Linked DNA regions of Mus musculus: region 1 is linked to region 2. Evidence: chromatin contacts called from ENCODE Hi-C data. All regions are on one chromosome and are shown on one strand. Each heading gives the region's core, a stretch centred on a gene start or an enhancer-like site at or near the end of the contact. The rest is flanking DNA. Distances are from core to core; before and after follow the strand shown.

Region 1 (7,859 bases), core at 2,455-4,954, about 120 Mb before region 2:
CATAAACATTCAGGGTGGGAGAATCCCAAAACTTGATGCCTGCTTCCTGTGACTGCAGTGCTGGACTTCCTCCTAAGAGTCCAGACCTCTCAGTCGTGACAAGGACCGGCCCCTTGACAGTTGGGTGGTGTCATTCAGGATGAGGATGATGGACAGCCATCTGAGATCTGTGTGCACCAGTCCTTGTGTATGTTTGATTGTGAGTTTGATTAAGAAGGCTACTTTCCAGAGAAGTCTTCCATAGAAAATCTATCAAAGGGCACATACATTTCTGTGTTGGTCACCATTGTCCCCAGCTCTGTATGGGGATGTGTTAGATGCAGAGGGGCCTTTCAGGAAACAGCAGGACAATACTAGGTAGAGTGTGGCAAGTCTTTAGAAGGCCATGCTTGCTCTAACCCAGGCCCACAAGCAGACTGTACTGAAGGGGGGTTGTGGGGGGAGCCATGAATTGAGCGTTGACAGTGGGCCACAGCAGTCTGAAGGCTCAGGTGGTTGTCAACCATAAGTTTAGCTCAGCTCTTTGAGTAATTTGTCACGCCTGGCTCAGCCCCTGCTGGGCCAGCACGTGCCAGCTTAGTGTCAGAGGGCCTGTTCGCCAGACGGCCACTCAGGCCTAACATCCTGCTGTTCCCCGGACCAGCGGCTTGCTGGGGCCATACACGGAGGGCCGCTCTGTGGTGACAGCCAAGTGCTGTACAGAATGAGCATGCTCATAATGAGATGTGAATGGCATTAGTGGGTCCCTCTAGAATTGGGCCTGAGCAGGCGCCTCTCACTGAGGAAGTTTGGCAGCCTGTTCATTAAGGCAAGTCACCAGGAGTTCAGCCTGCAGCCCAGGAGCCAGCTCTAGCTCACACTGCCCAGGCCTGGGACTGTTGTGACCATCCAAAGAAAAAAATCATGTATCTTCAGAGGGGCCACTTTTGAAAGCTTCCAGTGCATAGTCTCCATTTTTTCTAAGAGTTTCTAAGGGAAATTCTAGCATGAAGCATATCCCAACATTACGTTCTACATTTGTGCCTGCACCAGATCCTGTATCTGCAGTTTGACTTGATAACTATTTGAAATATACAGATGGGGCAGGGAAGCATAGCTGTTCCTTTTGCACCTCAGTTAATAAACATTGAAATTGTGGTAGTCATGTAGCTCCCAGGTAGTCAGCATTGCTCCAGAGAGCTTCAGGTCCCCTCCTGGTGTGACTCCATCCCTGAAGATACAGGAGTGGGGAGAGAACCTGCATCTGGAGATCAGTATCAAGACTCTACCAAAAGAAAATAGGAAAGCGGCTCCAGTTTTAAAACAAGCTCTAGAGAAACTCCTTGGAAGGGCATAATCACTCCCAACTTATCGTGAAAGGATTGTTTTAAGACACACAGAGTGTGAGACATACAGAATCATGTTTCTTTGCAGCCCAAGATAAAAATCTAAGGGGAATCTACATTCTCTGGGTTTTGTGTTCATGAAGAAATCGCACAATTTTTCAAAATAATCAAAACACATCCTTTAACTTTTGCATCAGTAATGAGGAAGGGAAAATGAGACATCATGCTGGCTTCCCCCAGTGCTAATTCCTAAAGTTATATGTGTAGCGCCTCCATTCATTGTCAGATCATTCTGACTGCTCCTCTTATTGGAAGTGCATGATTCACCTTCAGAGGAAACAGAAGCCTCACACAAAGGGGAAGATTTGCTTTCTGCCCTGTGAAAGGCTGCCACAAGCAGGGGTCCTATTAAGACAGCTGGAAAGTTGCTTCAGCGTGTTACGCTTGTAAGTTTTATTGGTGACTGGTTTTTGATTACACATTTGAATGTTGTGTGTTCCAGACTGCAGCTTTAATTAGACGGCAATGGTTTCTCTCTTTTTATTTTTTTGCAGTTGCACTGTATACCATTTGCTACAATCTCCGTCCATCTCCATTTTCATTTTCTAATGCTCATCACTTACCCTGCTTAGAGGCTCTGCTGCCCTTGCAGAATATAACTCCTAGCCTCCTCCTCCCACTAGGTTATGTTTTCTTACCTTTGTTGAAAGTGCTCACCACTACATCACCAGCTCTTACTTGAAGTATCAGTTCCTTGTGTCCTTAGATTGAGATGAGAATCCTTGTTACCTAGATCCGGAGTGAAGAGGAAGGCTGTCACGCCATACCATTCCAATGTTGGTCTACTCGACCACCTCTCTCCTGGCTTGAGCCAGCCTTCGAGATGGTATAATAATCAGCACTTTGCTATAATTTTGTAACATTTTATATTTATATATGTGTGTGTGTGTGTAATATTATATATGATGTTACCTGAAAGAAACCTAGGTTTTAAGAACTAGCATCTCACTATTATATGTGACAAATATTTAATTTTCTGGCAAAATGCTGAAGAGTTTCCAAGGGTAAGTGATGAGCATTAGAACGGGAAAGCTGAGTAACTGCATTTAAAACAAATCACCCACTGCTCTGCATGCAAAATTGCACGTGTGTTTGTCTCCTTAACTAATTACCGAAGCTACGAAGAGCGAGCTCTGTATCTGGAAGCAATAATTCAAAACCACCGGGAAGTCATGACATTTGAGGATTTCGCTGCTCAAGTCTTTTCTCCCTCTCCCAGCTACTCTGTCAGTGGAACGGGTGAGTGTCTACATGATTCTCCTCCCTCCCGCTTAAGACGTATTGAGTAGCAGATGTACACCTGTTTTTCACAGATAAATGCTTGCAAATTTAAGAAGAACGTTCCCCCTCTGAATCAACTAATGAATTTCAAAAGGAATGATGACATTCATTTTAATTTGTTTTGTATCCGAGCTGTTCGCTGTGTTCCTTTCTTCTGCTATCCTGTTAACCCTCGAATCTAGCAAGGTTAATGAACTTTTTCTCAATAATGTGCTCCGGTTCATTCAGGAGTGTGAGTTTCTTGCTGAGCTGGGAATATGGTGTTTAAAAGCGATGCCCAAATCACTGCATACTTATCAGAAAAGAGTTCCTCACAGTTGAAGCCGTCGCTCTAATGCTAAATGGGGATTATGCTGCTGAGATACCAGGGTCAGGGATTACTGCCAGAGACAGGGAAGGACAGTGTCCCCAGGCCTGTCATTACAGAGGGCCTCGTACACCAGTGTCATGTGGACAAGCCACTGACCACAGCAGCACCTGGTGTGGAGCCTTTAGAAAGTAAATTATAATGGCTTTCATTTAGTAGGTCAGTGGAATTTTCCATGGATTCCCTTATTTTTAGATACATACTATTTCTATATAATACTATCAATTTGAAAAAAGTATGTCCTGCCACTTAAATTGTTGGTATGATTATTACAGGTTTTTTTAAAGAATAAAATTATTACTGGTAAATTATTTTCATGTGCTGTTACAGATTAATTGCCTGTCAGACAGTAAGTGGAATATTTAGTGTACAGCATGTTGAAAATCTCAATGAGGGGCTTCCCTCACCTTCCCTGGTTTCAGCATAGCTATAAGGATGCTTAATAGATTTCTAGCCTGTGTTAATTGCTTCTGAACCAGGCTTGCTTCTCCTGTGCTGACTTGTTAACAAATATCTTACACACAAAGTGAAAAAAATTAAATTCAGTGAAATAAATCACTTACAAATAAAATCAGCCATGCGTCATTGTTTAACATCGCTGGCTTCAGGCCGTGCCTCTTGGAGCTTTGTTGGGAGATAAGAGAGAGAGGCAGGCACTTGCTTGGGAAGCCAGGAGCAGCAGGCAGAAGGCTTGGGAGATAAGCAAGCTGGCAGAGGTGCAGAGCTCCATTTACATAATCACGCCTCTGCTTCCTGGTGAGGCGAGAGAAACACAGGGATGGCCTCTATTGATCTTTGTTGAACTGGGATACTGAGCAACATGAGAAAAGCTTATAACTTAAAGCTTTGATTAATGTTTCTTACATTAAAAAAAGTAGAACAGCTGTGAATTGAATTCTTTTATACGCTCTGCCAGCATTCTATCTAAGACAAGAAAAAAATCTGTTTCAAGGGAAATGAAGATTTCATACCCAGTCTGGCTAGCGGTTTAAAATTGTGTCTAATTTTTCAGTGAAAGAACAGGAGGAATCCACAGCAAGCTAATGCTTTCCAGCTCCATTCAGTCTCTTCCCATCCTTTGGAGACGCTGGGACTCGGCGTTTCTCAGCAGAGGCTTTGGTTTTGGGTTTGTTTCTTGGTTTTTTTTTTTTTTGTTTTTTTTTGTTTTTGGTTTTGTTTTTGTTGTTTTTTTTTTTTTTTAACTTCTAAGAAAACATTTCATTTCTTAAAAATAAAAGAAAAAAATGAAATGATAAATGTTTATATTTCCTAACTTTTTATTTTTAAAGTTGATGATGATCAATGTTATTGAAATAATGATGGCTGTTATTTTCTATGTATATTTTAGCCTCTGTATAAATAAAGTTCAACCAATTCAGTTCTTAGGACTGTAGGAGCATTTTGATTTGTGTGACCACTTTGGAGAAGGGTAGATTTTGTTTTTTTGTTTTTTGTTTTGTTTTGTTTTAGAGAATGTCCTGTTTTTTTTTTCTTTAATTATTTAGTAAAAATTCCAACAGCTTGTCAGGACAGACATTAGAACTTTTATATATGGGGCAAGAAACCAAATATAGAACACCAAAGCAAATGGATTTTATCCTTCAGATCAACATCAGCACCGCATCCCGTCATGTTCACAACTTCTGCTTGCCCTTCACAGTGATAAGGAAAGAGATAGAAATGCAATCTATTTGAACTGCAGTGTGAGGGCAGTGCAGTGAGAATGGGGTTCACAGCCTCATCTGTGCAGGGGCACCTCTCAGAGCTGTATTCTTCCTGGTGTATGTGCAGCTTCACCCCTATTTTCACAGAGGAAAAGACTTTTCACTTATTCATAGTGGTTTTTTTATTTTCTTAGGACAAACACAGTCAAAACCAGATGAGCCCAGCCCAGCCAACTTACACTCAGAGACTGAGGTGAAGTCTGTTCTTCCAGACCACCTGGAAAAATGGACCCTGAACTTCTTACACACAGGGTCCAGTCAAACTGTCTGTGGCCATTTACATCATCAAAGCAGGGACGTGGGCGCCCAAGCGCTTTACATACATATGACAGGCTTCCCTAGGATACAGTCTTTAAGGAAGGTACTGCACTGTATAATACAGCACAGCCAGAGAGCAGCACAGCCCCACTGTAGAGAGATGTGCAGCTGAGCTTGACCATAGACTCTGTTGATGGGAAAAGCCTGTGCCTGCCACACTCCCTGACCACAGAGGCCTAGGAGCCAGAGCACCCAAATGAGTGAGTGTACTTCTATCCAAGGTACACCATGAGCTCTGAATAGGGACATGGGACTCAAATATAAGAGTTCATCTTCTGTCAACTCCTTTAAAAGGAGAATTCATCTCCCAACCAGAAATGCTATTTTAAAGCAGCCCTTGGTATCTGTTGCATCTATTGTTAGAATTAATAATACTCTGTATGAAAGGTATTTGGATAGCTTTTTTACCTAGCCCTGCCTGCAGTTTGCAATTTGATCCCTTCCCATATTGGCAAGTAATAAATAATCGAAAAGGAAGCTGATATTAACATTTATATGTTTTATGCATGCATATTTGTATATTCTTAACCCACAGAGCTATGGGAGTAGAGTGCTAAGTTTGTGTTTTCATGTTATCACGGAAGGGGAGCAGCAGAGAGGACTATAAAGGGTTAACTGGAATGGGCACCCTCGAGTGCTGGGGAGGGACTGATGTAATCACTGCAGCTCACAGCCAAGTGCATCTGTTCACCATGAGGTCATTCTTCTGCATGCTAATGACCTGGAGAATCCAGTCTGGTGTTTGACATTATCCAAAGGGATATAGTGTAAATCTTTACCTTTGGGAGCGGCTCTTACTGAACAAAAAGAGGGAAAGAAACTTGTTTGGACTTGCATGGGGGTTTCCTTATTGCTGGGGTTTTTGGGTGGTTTTGGTTTGGTTTTTTTTTTTTTTCACCCCCTGAAGCTGCTCTAAAGATTGTGTCTGGACCTTACTTGGAGTAGTCCATTTGTGTCTGTTGATAAGTGAATCCCAAAATTTCTGTTATGGTCACAGCTGTCAATTTGGCAATTGAGAACAGTAGGTTTGTCTCATGTAAAATCTAACTTTCAGCATTTAAAATTATCATGGTCAGAAGTTGGTGAGAATGTTTTTATCCCAAGGAATGTATAAAACCAAGTTCAAGGAGATTTGTTCTCAGTGTCCCTGGATTGGCTGGTGTTTGTTTGAGATGCCAACACTGGTTATGGCTACTGCCCACTTCAATACTGCTGAGGAGGGCCAGCAGAGGGAGCACAGGTCTTTGTTTATTTGTTAGTCTCAAAAACACAGCCCTTGATTTCTCCAATACAGAGTCAGCAGTACTTTCTCCTTCCTTTGTGACAGGCGAGGTGGAAAGGCTCCAGGATAACAGAGCAAGTGGGAGAAAATGTGTCACCCCGACTTTGATCCCCTATCTGCTGCTTGAATATAGGTCATATTTGAGGCTTAAACCAGATTAGTCTGGGTCAGTCTTAAGATGCTGCCACTGCCCAAAGCTGCACACTTTCCTCTTTCTCAGATGTGTGCCTGGATGGTGTCTTGGAAAGGAGGATTGTGGTCATCTGTCTCGTAGAATAGACTTGTCATTCTTTCCTGCTTTTCACTACAATAGCTTTTGACACTGTACCAGAAATCCTAACCTTGTCCAATGAATGAATTCACAAAGCCACAGACATCCTGCTATACCTTGGACATCCCAAAGGGAATCTAGGTTATAGATGCTGCACTAGTTCTGTAGTTCACTGGCCTTTTCCCCAAGGGATGAAGAAGTTCCACCAGCTTCCCCTTGTTGAGGCCACCATGCATGGGTGCTCACTATACCAGCATCTTACACCATGCATGGGTGCTCACTATACCAGCATCTTACAGACTTATGATTTTGTATACAGATCCTGGAAGGAATATTTTACTGGGCAATTAATAAGCAAGTTAGCCCCCAGAAACAGACAGGTAAAGCCCAACCTTGGCCCAACAAGCTTTTCATGCAGGTTGAAAGGGTAATCCCCTGCATATCACTCAGTTGGTATCCACTCTTTCTCATTCTCCCTTCCTCCATCCCTGTTAAAGTGGTCTTAAGAAGGCTTAGATTGATAGCACAGCTTATACTTATGCTTCTTATGTATTTAGCTTTATCATAGCTTAGGGAAACCAGCAAAGAACATCAGAGAATGTGGAGGTAGAAGGGACTTCATAGAATAGCAAGTCTAGCCTCTTCTTAGTAGTTTTGACTAAGCTAAAGCATAAACCATGAATGAACAACTGCAGGTTGCAGACAAGCTTGACAACTATCCCTCACCTTCCATCCCACATATAGACATGCCAAACCAGTGCCTACGCTATGATGATGGTCCTATAAATCAACAATATGGCTGGTTTGTTGTTGATATTAAAGCCCAGAATTAAATTTGAAAATTACATGTAGAGAACCCAGAAGTTTTCTGTAAACATAAGTTCTCTTATGTCACTGTCTACTTAAGAGCTCACAACCAGCCCAACTTAAACCCTCAGCATACTTGGCTATCCCTGGCCAATATGTTGCCATGTGTTCTGTAGATAGATAACTACCTCCACCCCAACAATGCCATCTGGCCCCAGCCTAGATCTTTTCCACACAGCCAGTTCAATTCTGCCCCTTTTTGTTTTTGTCTTGTAACTTATACATGTATTCTTGGAAAGGTAAGAAGCTATTGATAGAAAGTTCTTAACCACTCTTAATTCTATCACCTAGACCCAGCTTGCACAACATTGTATTTTAGTGTGATCAACTTACAATGGATTTATATGACTCTTACAAGTGCAGG
Region 2 (7,827 bases), core at 1,692-4,191:
TATCCAAGTCCCTCTAGTCCTTAGTTTCATGATCCCAAACTATTAGCTGCCTTCCCACATCAGTGCAGAGCATTTTTAGAAGAAATATTTTTAAACAGCTGCATATTCTCAGCCCCTTTGTACTTCCTCTTCTATTTCAACATTTCCATGTTTAGTTCCTCTTATGTGTCTTCTCTTTACTGGTAACTTAGACTTCACATAGTCATCACTTTCTCCTTCCTCATTACTATTTGCTGGGAGGGTTCAATTGGTTTTTTTTTTTTTATAGCATCAGATGTTAGGGGGAAGCTTCTTGTTAGTCAGCTTTCTGATGCTGTAAAAAAAATACTGGAGGTAAGAAACTTATAATGAGAGAAGTGCATTCTGATCTTGGGGGCCCCACTGTTTCACCCCACTTTTTCTAACCTATGCTGAAGCAGTAAGACATATTAGAAAAAACCAACAACAACCAAAGAACAAAAAGATGTAACTCATGACTGGAGGAAAAAAAAAGGCTTAGACCACAATTCTATATCACTTGAAGGACACTCCACCATCCAAACTATTGCAGCCTTTAAATTACCCTAGGTCTTTGCTCAGGAGAATCAGGGATTTATTTTTTTCAACAAATCCTGACAAATATTTTTTGGGAGAAAATACTATTCATTGGGAAAAGACCCCACTGACATGCTGTTGGCTTCCAAGTAGATATATGCTGAGTCAGAATTGATGCTAGTAATATTCGCCTGCTCAAGCCTTATCAACAATTTTTCTTTTACATATTTACTATTGGTGACTGGGCCTCCAATAGTACATTAGCCAAAGCTTCATTTACTTCTTCAAAACTAGTGCATTACTGACCTTAGTAATGGAAATCCCATGCTAGTCATGAAGAGAAGAGATAGCATTCTACTGATTGATATGTATCAAGCATTCATGATATGTTTTCTAAGTGTGACAGAGTTGCCCTATAGCGGGGCCACTGTAAGTCACTTAGAGTATACATGATCATGTTCAGATATGTAGAGAAATGATTAAGTAGTTTTTATATCAAGGTTAACCTGACATAGGAGGTGGCCTGATAAATTTAGGAAGCAATGAGTGAATATGACCTTCACTTTCACTGAAGTGACACCAGATGTTTAAAAGGAGCGGGGTTTCAACTTCACAACCATCTGTCCCTCAATATGTTTAAACTGTACCGCATTGTTTTATTTTTTTGGGAGGGTTTAAATGCAGTTTAGAAAGAATTTAAGCCATCGTAGACAAATGTGATAAAATATTAGGACTGATGAGGTGGCCCAGTGGGTAAGGATGCTTCACCAAGCCTGATGACCTGAGTTAACTTTCTGGAACCCACACAGTAGAAGGAGAGAACTGACTCCTGCACGTTGTTCTCTGACCTGCATACAGGTCCCTCCATCCCCGCAAAAGCCCATAGAAATACAAGGATATTCAGTGCCATTAGTGTATAGGTACTGATTGGTCAGAATGGAAGTCAGCTATTCAGAGCAGGTACTGTCTTGCTTCACATCTGCAAATATCAGCTCTGGCTTTGGAAATTATGAAACAGTGAATCCAAGAAATTAAGACTATTAACATTGTAGGTCTGGATAGAGCTATAACTTAATGGTAGAGTATGTGGCTGGGGTTAGAAAAAGAAAGAAAGAAAGAAAGAAAGAAAGAAAGAAAGAAAGAAAGGAAGGAAGAAAGGAAGAAAGAAAGAGAAAGAAGAAAGAAAAGAGAAGAAGAGAATTTCCCTATTTTGATTTGTTGCATATAATTTGAGTGTCTTTTGCATACATGAAAGAAGAAAAGTGATTGAGTAAGCAAAAGTGAGTTGTACTTGAGTTATAAATGAAATTGAGTTGTAAATGAAATTATCAAGGGTTTCCTACTAAGTAGAAGGTGCCTGGGGCAATGCCAAACACGGACCTGTTTTGGTGGGTCTTGTGTGTGTGTGTGTGTGTGGGGGGGGGGGGCGCTCCCAGCTCAGCTCTCCACTCTTCTTCCCGAGGCCTCACGCCCTCTTGTCCTTTCTGACCTCGACCTCGACCTCTGATCAGATATGGCTGAATTTAAGCATATTAGCCAGGGGAGGAAAAGAAATTAACCAGGAATCCACCGCACAGCGCACAGCGCTGTGAGGCAAATGTAGCATACGCTGCTCCAGGCCGGGCCTTTTTTTGGCCCGGGTCTTTCTTGAATCGGGTTGCTTGGCGATGCAGCCCAAAGCGGGTGGTAAACTCCATCTAAGGCTAAATACGGGCCGGAGACCGATATTCAACAAGTACCGTAAGGGAAAGTTGAAAAGAACTTTGAAGAGAGAGTTCAAGAGGGCGTGAAACCTTTAAGAGGTAAACCGGTGGGGTCTGCGCAGTCCTTCCGGAGGATTCAACCTGGTGGCACGCCCGGCGAGCCGGTGGTCCCAGCGGATCTTTCCCACTCCCCGTTCCTCCCGGTCCCTCAACCCTCCCGCCGATCCCCCCACCCCGCATCCCGCAGCCGCTGTCCCCGCTTCCCCGCCTCACTCTCCCCACCCCCAGAGGGGGGAGGGTCTTGGGCGGGGCAGGGGATGGGGCCAGCAAGAAACCTGCGGTTGCCAGGCGCACTTCCCCGAGACCAGCTCTGGCTTTGGACACCTGGGGAAGGCCCGGGTGGAAGGTGGCTGGCGGGGCGCGGGTGGGGTGGGGTGGGGCCGCTTCAGCTGTGGCGCGGAACCACCCCGCCCCTCTCCGCCGCAGCAGCGTTCGCCTAATCCGGGGGCAGAGGAAGCCAGATACCCTAGAAACCCGTCGCCCCGCTTCGCCCCCCCCCCCCCACACTTCAACGGGGTGGGGGGCTGGGCCGCCCCTCCCACGGCAAGACCCCTCTCCCACACACCCCCCCGCCCCCATCGCCTCTCTCCCTCTCACGGGGAGGGGACCTGGTGGCGGGACGGACTGTCCCCAGTGCATACTTGACTGGACCTGACATGTTTTCCTTTTGTATCTGTGCAGGGTTCCCAGACTGCCCTTTGAGAATAAAATGGGAGGCCAGACCAAAGTCTTTTGGATAAAGCACTGGGAGTGACTACACACTAATCCATTTGTTTGGAACGACTGGCAGCCTTCCTTCCCAAGGCATGGGTCATCCCAGCTTGGGAAGACCTCCCTCCCTCCCTCCCTCCCTCCCTCCCTCCCTCCCTCCCGACCCATTTTCACTCTTCCACCATACACTCAATTAAATAAATAAATAAATAAATAAATAAATAAATAAATAAATAAATAAATGAAGTTTCCAGTTATTTATTTGTCTAAGCTACCTAAATTCTCCCTCAACACCTCCCCCTACTCCCCACCCCCACGCAGCCATCTCCTTGTGGGGGTAGGGACCAGCACATCTGTGTCTTTCTCTCTATGAACTACTTGTTTTCCTGTCCACATTGCTCCAGCACTATGTAGCCCTTTGGAAATGGTAATGGAGTTGATAACACACCCTATCAGAAAGGGAAGGCTCCACTCACTCACTCACTCACTCACTCACTCTCACCCAACCCCGCTCTGCTACCTCAAGGATTTCTAAGGCAGAATCTGGCTTTGTATTTCTAATTTTTTGTTTGTTATTGTTTTTGTTTTTGTTTTTTCGAGACAGGGGTTTTTGGGTTTTTTTGAGACAGGGTTTCTCTGTGTAGCTCTGGTTGTCCTGGAACTCACTCTGTAGACCAGTCTGGCCTCAAACTTAAACTCAGAAATCTGCCTGCCCCTGCCTCCCAAGTGCTGAGATTGAAGGTGTGTGACACCACTGCCCGGCTCTAATTTTTTAAAAAACATTATGTATGTATGTATGTATGTATGTATGTATGTATGTATGTATGTATGTATATGTCTTGCCTTGCCTTGCCTTGTGTAGCTCTGGTTGTCCTGGAACTCACTCTGTAGACCATAAAGAAGAAGGAGGAAGAGGAGGAGGAGGAGAAGAGAAAGAAGAAGAAGAAGAAGAAGAAGAAGAAGAAGAAGAAGAAGAAGAAGAAGAAGAAGAAGAAGAAGAAGAAGACCCTCTAACTCATGCAAGGGGAGTGTAGGAAGGACACTACCACCACCCCAACCAAATAGAACCATAAATACTAAAAACAGGAATCAGTTACAACTCGGCCTTAGGATCTCTATGTGGTCACATGGGTTTTGTTTTGTTTGTTTCTGCTTTTCTTTTTTCTGTTTGTTTGTTTTGTTTTGTTTTGTTTTCTTGTCTGTAAATCCACATACATAGTTCCCCACATATTTCCAAACAAATACTTGTTGTGATTCTCATTTCATTTCAAGGATACTCTCTCGATCAGAAGAGCTTTCTTACAATTCTCCGCATGGAAATTGGAGTTACATCCCTGTCATCTGGAGGATAACAAGTGTGTGTGTTAGGAGGCGGGCAAGGAAATGAATTCAGAGGGTGGGTGTTTCTTTCCTGTGTGACCTTGATTCAAAATTGAATCCAAACAAAAGAACACATTAAGAAGAAAATAAAGCAAATGCACAGGTTACCTTGGAGGCCTGCTTAGTGTTGCTCCCTAGTCTAGTTTTTAAAGATATATTTATTTATTTTATGTATATGAGTACTTTGTCACTCTCTTGGACATGTGTGATGGTTTGTATATTCTTGGGCCAGGGAGTGGCACCATTTGGAGGTGTGGCCTTGTTGGAATAGGTGTGTCACTGTGAGTGTGGGCTTAAGATCCTCACCCTAGTTGTCTGGAAGTCAGTCTTCCACTAGCAGCCTTTGGATGAAGACATAGAACTCTCAGCTCTGCCTGCACCATGACAGCCTGGATTCTGCCATGCTCCCACTTTGATGATAATGGACTGAACCTCTGAATCTGTAAGCCAGCCCTAATTAAATGTTGTTTTTATAAGACTTGCCTTGGTCATGGTGTCTGTTCACAGCAGTAAAACCCTAACTAAGACAACATGCCAGAAAAGGGATTCCCCCATGACAGATGGTTGTGAGCCACCATCTGGTAGCTGGAAATTGAACTCAGGACCTCTGGAAGAAAAGTCAGTGCTCTTAACTGCTGAACCATCTGTCCAGCCTGCTCACCCCCACCCCCCAGTTTAATTTTTAAAAAACAGAGGTGTGAGGATAATCAGAAGGCTCAGTGGAAGTAAGCGGGTGTTATATGGGTGCCAACAATATGATTCCTCTTACACAAGGTTACACATGGCATGATGGCCAAGATGTCGGGCAACCACACAATTAGTGAAGAGATTGAACTATAGCTTATGATACAATTCTCCCTCTCTGTCTCTTTTTCTCTCTTTGCCCTCTCTCTCTCTCTCTCTCTCTCTCTCTCTCTCTCTCTCTCTCTCCCTTCCTCCCTCCCTCCCTCCCTCTCTGTCCCTCTCAGACATGCATGAATAAAAATTGAAATTCAGCTAAATGTACAATGAAAGGAAGCCAGGTGAAGTGCATCCTGTCTTTAATCCCATCATTCATTTGGGAAGGAGAGGTGTGTAGAACTCTGTGAGCTGGAGGTGGGCAGGGTCTCATCTAGACTTACAGGTCTATGTGCAGAGATCCCTGACTCAACTGAAGAAATGAAGAGGAAAATAAAAGAAATAGATATGATTAACTTGGAATAAACCAAACAAACTAAGAAAAAAAGGAAGGCAGTAATGGGGTGGCCTGGCTTATAGAAGAGGGGCAAACATTGGTCTACCATTGCCTCCTTCATTGAACAAACACAGGACACTGCACAGGATCTTGCTGCCATCTGCTGCCCAGACAGACGGTCTGTCTTCCCAAAGGTCAGCCAGCCATCAGATGCATGGGGAGTGCCAGGTCCAAGCCCTGCATAGTCCAGCAAGGTGCTTAGAGCCTAAGAAAGAGTGCACAGGTGTTGTGGGGAGGGCTCTTCTCACGAACCCAGCATTGATTTGGCTTCTTGTGCTCTTGAGACAGGAAGATCGAGCATCTGGAATTTAGTGAGGAATCATACAAGGGACATAGAATGCAAAACATTTATTTACAAAGCAAGTGGTCAGTCGGATTAGGAGGATAGACACCCAACCCCCCACTGGTCTACCTTCCCTGTTGTCCCATGCCTCCCTCAGCATGAGCACACGGGGCCAGGGACATGCTTCTCCCAGCAAGCCTGTTTTCTGCTGTGAACTCAGTCTGACAGATAGAGGCTCAAGGATCCCTAAAGACGAGAGCGTTTATTAGAAGAAGGCTAGCTAGCAGTGTTCTTCACACTAGGAACAACAGCAGCAACAGCAGCAACAACAAAAGTATATTGGGATTTTTAAATTTCTTATGCCCTTGATCCAGGCCACCCACCGCCGCCATTACTTTTAGCAGGCAGGGATGGGGCCAGAATTTCAGGTAAACAGTTTTCTTTCTTTCTTTTTTCTTTTTTTTAAAAAGGTGTTCCAAAATGCTCAGGGACATCACTCTCCCTCCAGCCAGGGAGGAGTCTCAGGCTATCATCTGTTGTGGAATGTATGCGAGCTTGCTTTGCTTTGATTGTTGGGCCAAACTTGACAGGCATTTCTTTTGGCTTTGTGTGTTTTGTTTTGTTTTCCAGCTTGCTTGATCTGCTCACTCACTCACTCACTCACTCACTCACTCACTCACATACTCACTCACACTCACTCACATACTCACTCACATACTCACACTCACATACTCACTCACATACTCACACTCACTCACACACTCACATACTCACTCAATACTCACACACTCACATACTCATTCACATACTCACTCACATGCTCACACTCACACTCACTCACATACTCAATATTCACACACTCACATACTCACTCACATACTCACATACTCACACACTCGCTCACACACTCACTCACATACTCACTAACACTCTCACTCACATACTCACATACTCACTCACATACTCACACTCACTCACACTCACTCACATACTCAATACTCACACACTCACATACTCACTCACATACTCACACACTCGCTCACACACTCACTCACATACTCACTCACACACTCACTCACACATTCGCTCACATACTCACTCACACATTCGCTCACATACTCACTCACTCACATACTCGCTCACTCACATACTCACTCACACACTCGCTCACACACTCACTCATTCACACTCACTCACACACTCACATTTGCTCACATACTCGCTCACACACTCACTCACACACTCACTTGCTCATTCCCAAACTCACTCACTCACTCACTCACTCACTCACTCACTCACTCACATACTCACTCACTCACTCACTCACTCACTCACATACTCACTCACTCACTCACTCACTCACTCACTCACTCACTCACATACTCACATACTCACTCACTAGCTTGTTTGCTGTGGTTTCCCTTTCTATCTCTGCAGGGTTCCAAGACTGCCCTTTAGTAATCAAATGGGAGGCCAGAGCTAAAGCCTTTTCCATAAAGCACTGAGAGTACACACTAGCCCATTTGGACTGACTGGCTGCCTTCCTTCTCAAGGCATGAATCATCCCAGCATGGGAAGATGGTGTGCCCTCCCTCCTTTTTGACCCATTTTCCCTCTTTCACCATACACTCATTAAAAGAAAGAAATGAATGAAGTCTCCAGCTTTTTATATGTTTGAGCTATCTACATTCTCTCACAACTCCTCCCCCTCCCCCACACCGACTTCTCCTTGTGTGGGGGGAGTGGGGGAGGGGTGGGGCAGAGTTGGGTGGGGTGGGAGGCAGGGATCTGCACATTGTCCTTGCAGGTCTGTGAATTATTTGCAATGGCCTGGTGCTTTTAACTGCTGAGCCATGTCTGTCCAGAAGCTAGTTTTCTGCTTGAAGTCAGTGAGTATGAATGTCTGAACCCACTGTCCTTTC

Evidence for each region. Hi-C counts contacts between places; a loop is a spot of excess contacts on that map.
Region 1: a loop to region 2 is called in a map of T-helper 17 cell, with 12396 times the contacts of the local background. The contact joins the promoter of A930019D19Rik here to the enhancer-like site in region 2. A Hi-C loop is called at or near these places in 5 of 37 maps with a recorded cell type or tissue (T-helper 1 cell, T-helper 17 cell, T-helper 2 cell and 1 more).

The regions. Positions count from the first base shown.
Region 1 is chr2:146,255,131-146,262,989 of GRCm38, reverse strand. It overlaps A930019D19Rik (RIKEN cDNA A930019D19 gene), which reads right to left and starts at 3,704. Exons shown (of 4, transcript NR_040619.1): 1 at 3,597-3,704; 2 at 2,024-2,114. It overlaps Ralgapa2 (Ral GTPase activating protein, alpha subunit 2 (catalytic)), which reads left to right. Exons shown (of 41, transcript NM_001033348.3): 39 at 2,503-2,624.
Region 2 is chr2:22,739,350-22,747,176 of GRCm38, reverse strand. No RefSeq gene overlaps it. Among named protein-coding and RNA genes, the nearest start is that of Apbb1ip, 31 kb to the left of the region's middle. Within about 2 kb of position 2,941, at least 1 of the 3 ENCODE cell types and tissues checked has a DNase peak (open chromatin) inside an H3K27ac peak, as active enhancers do.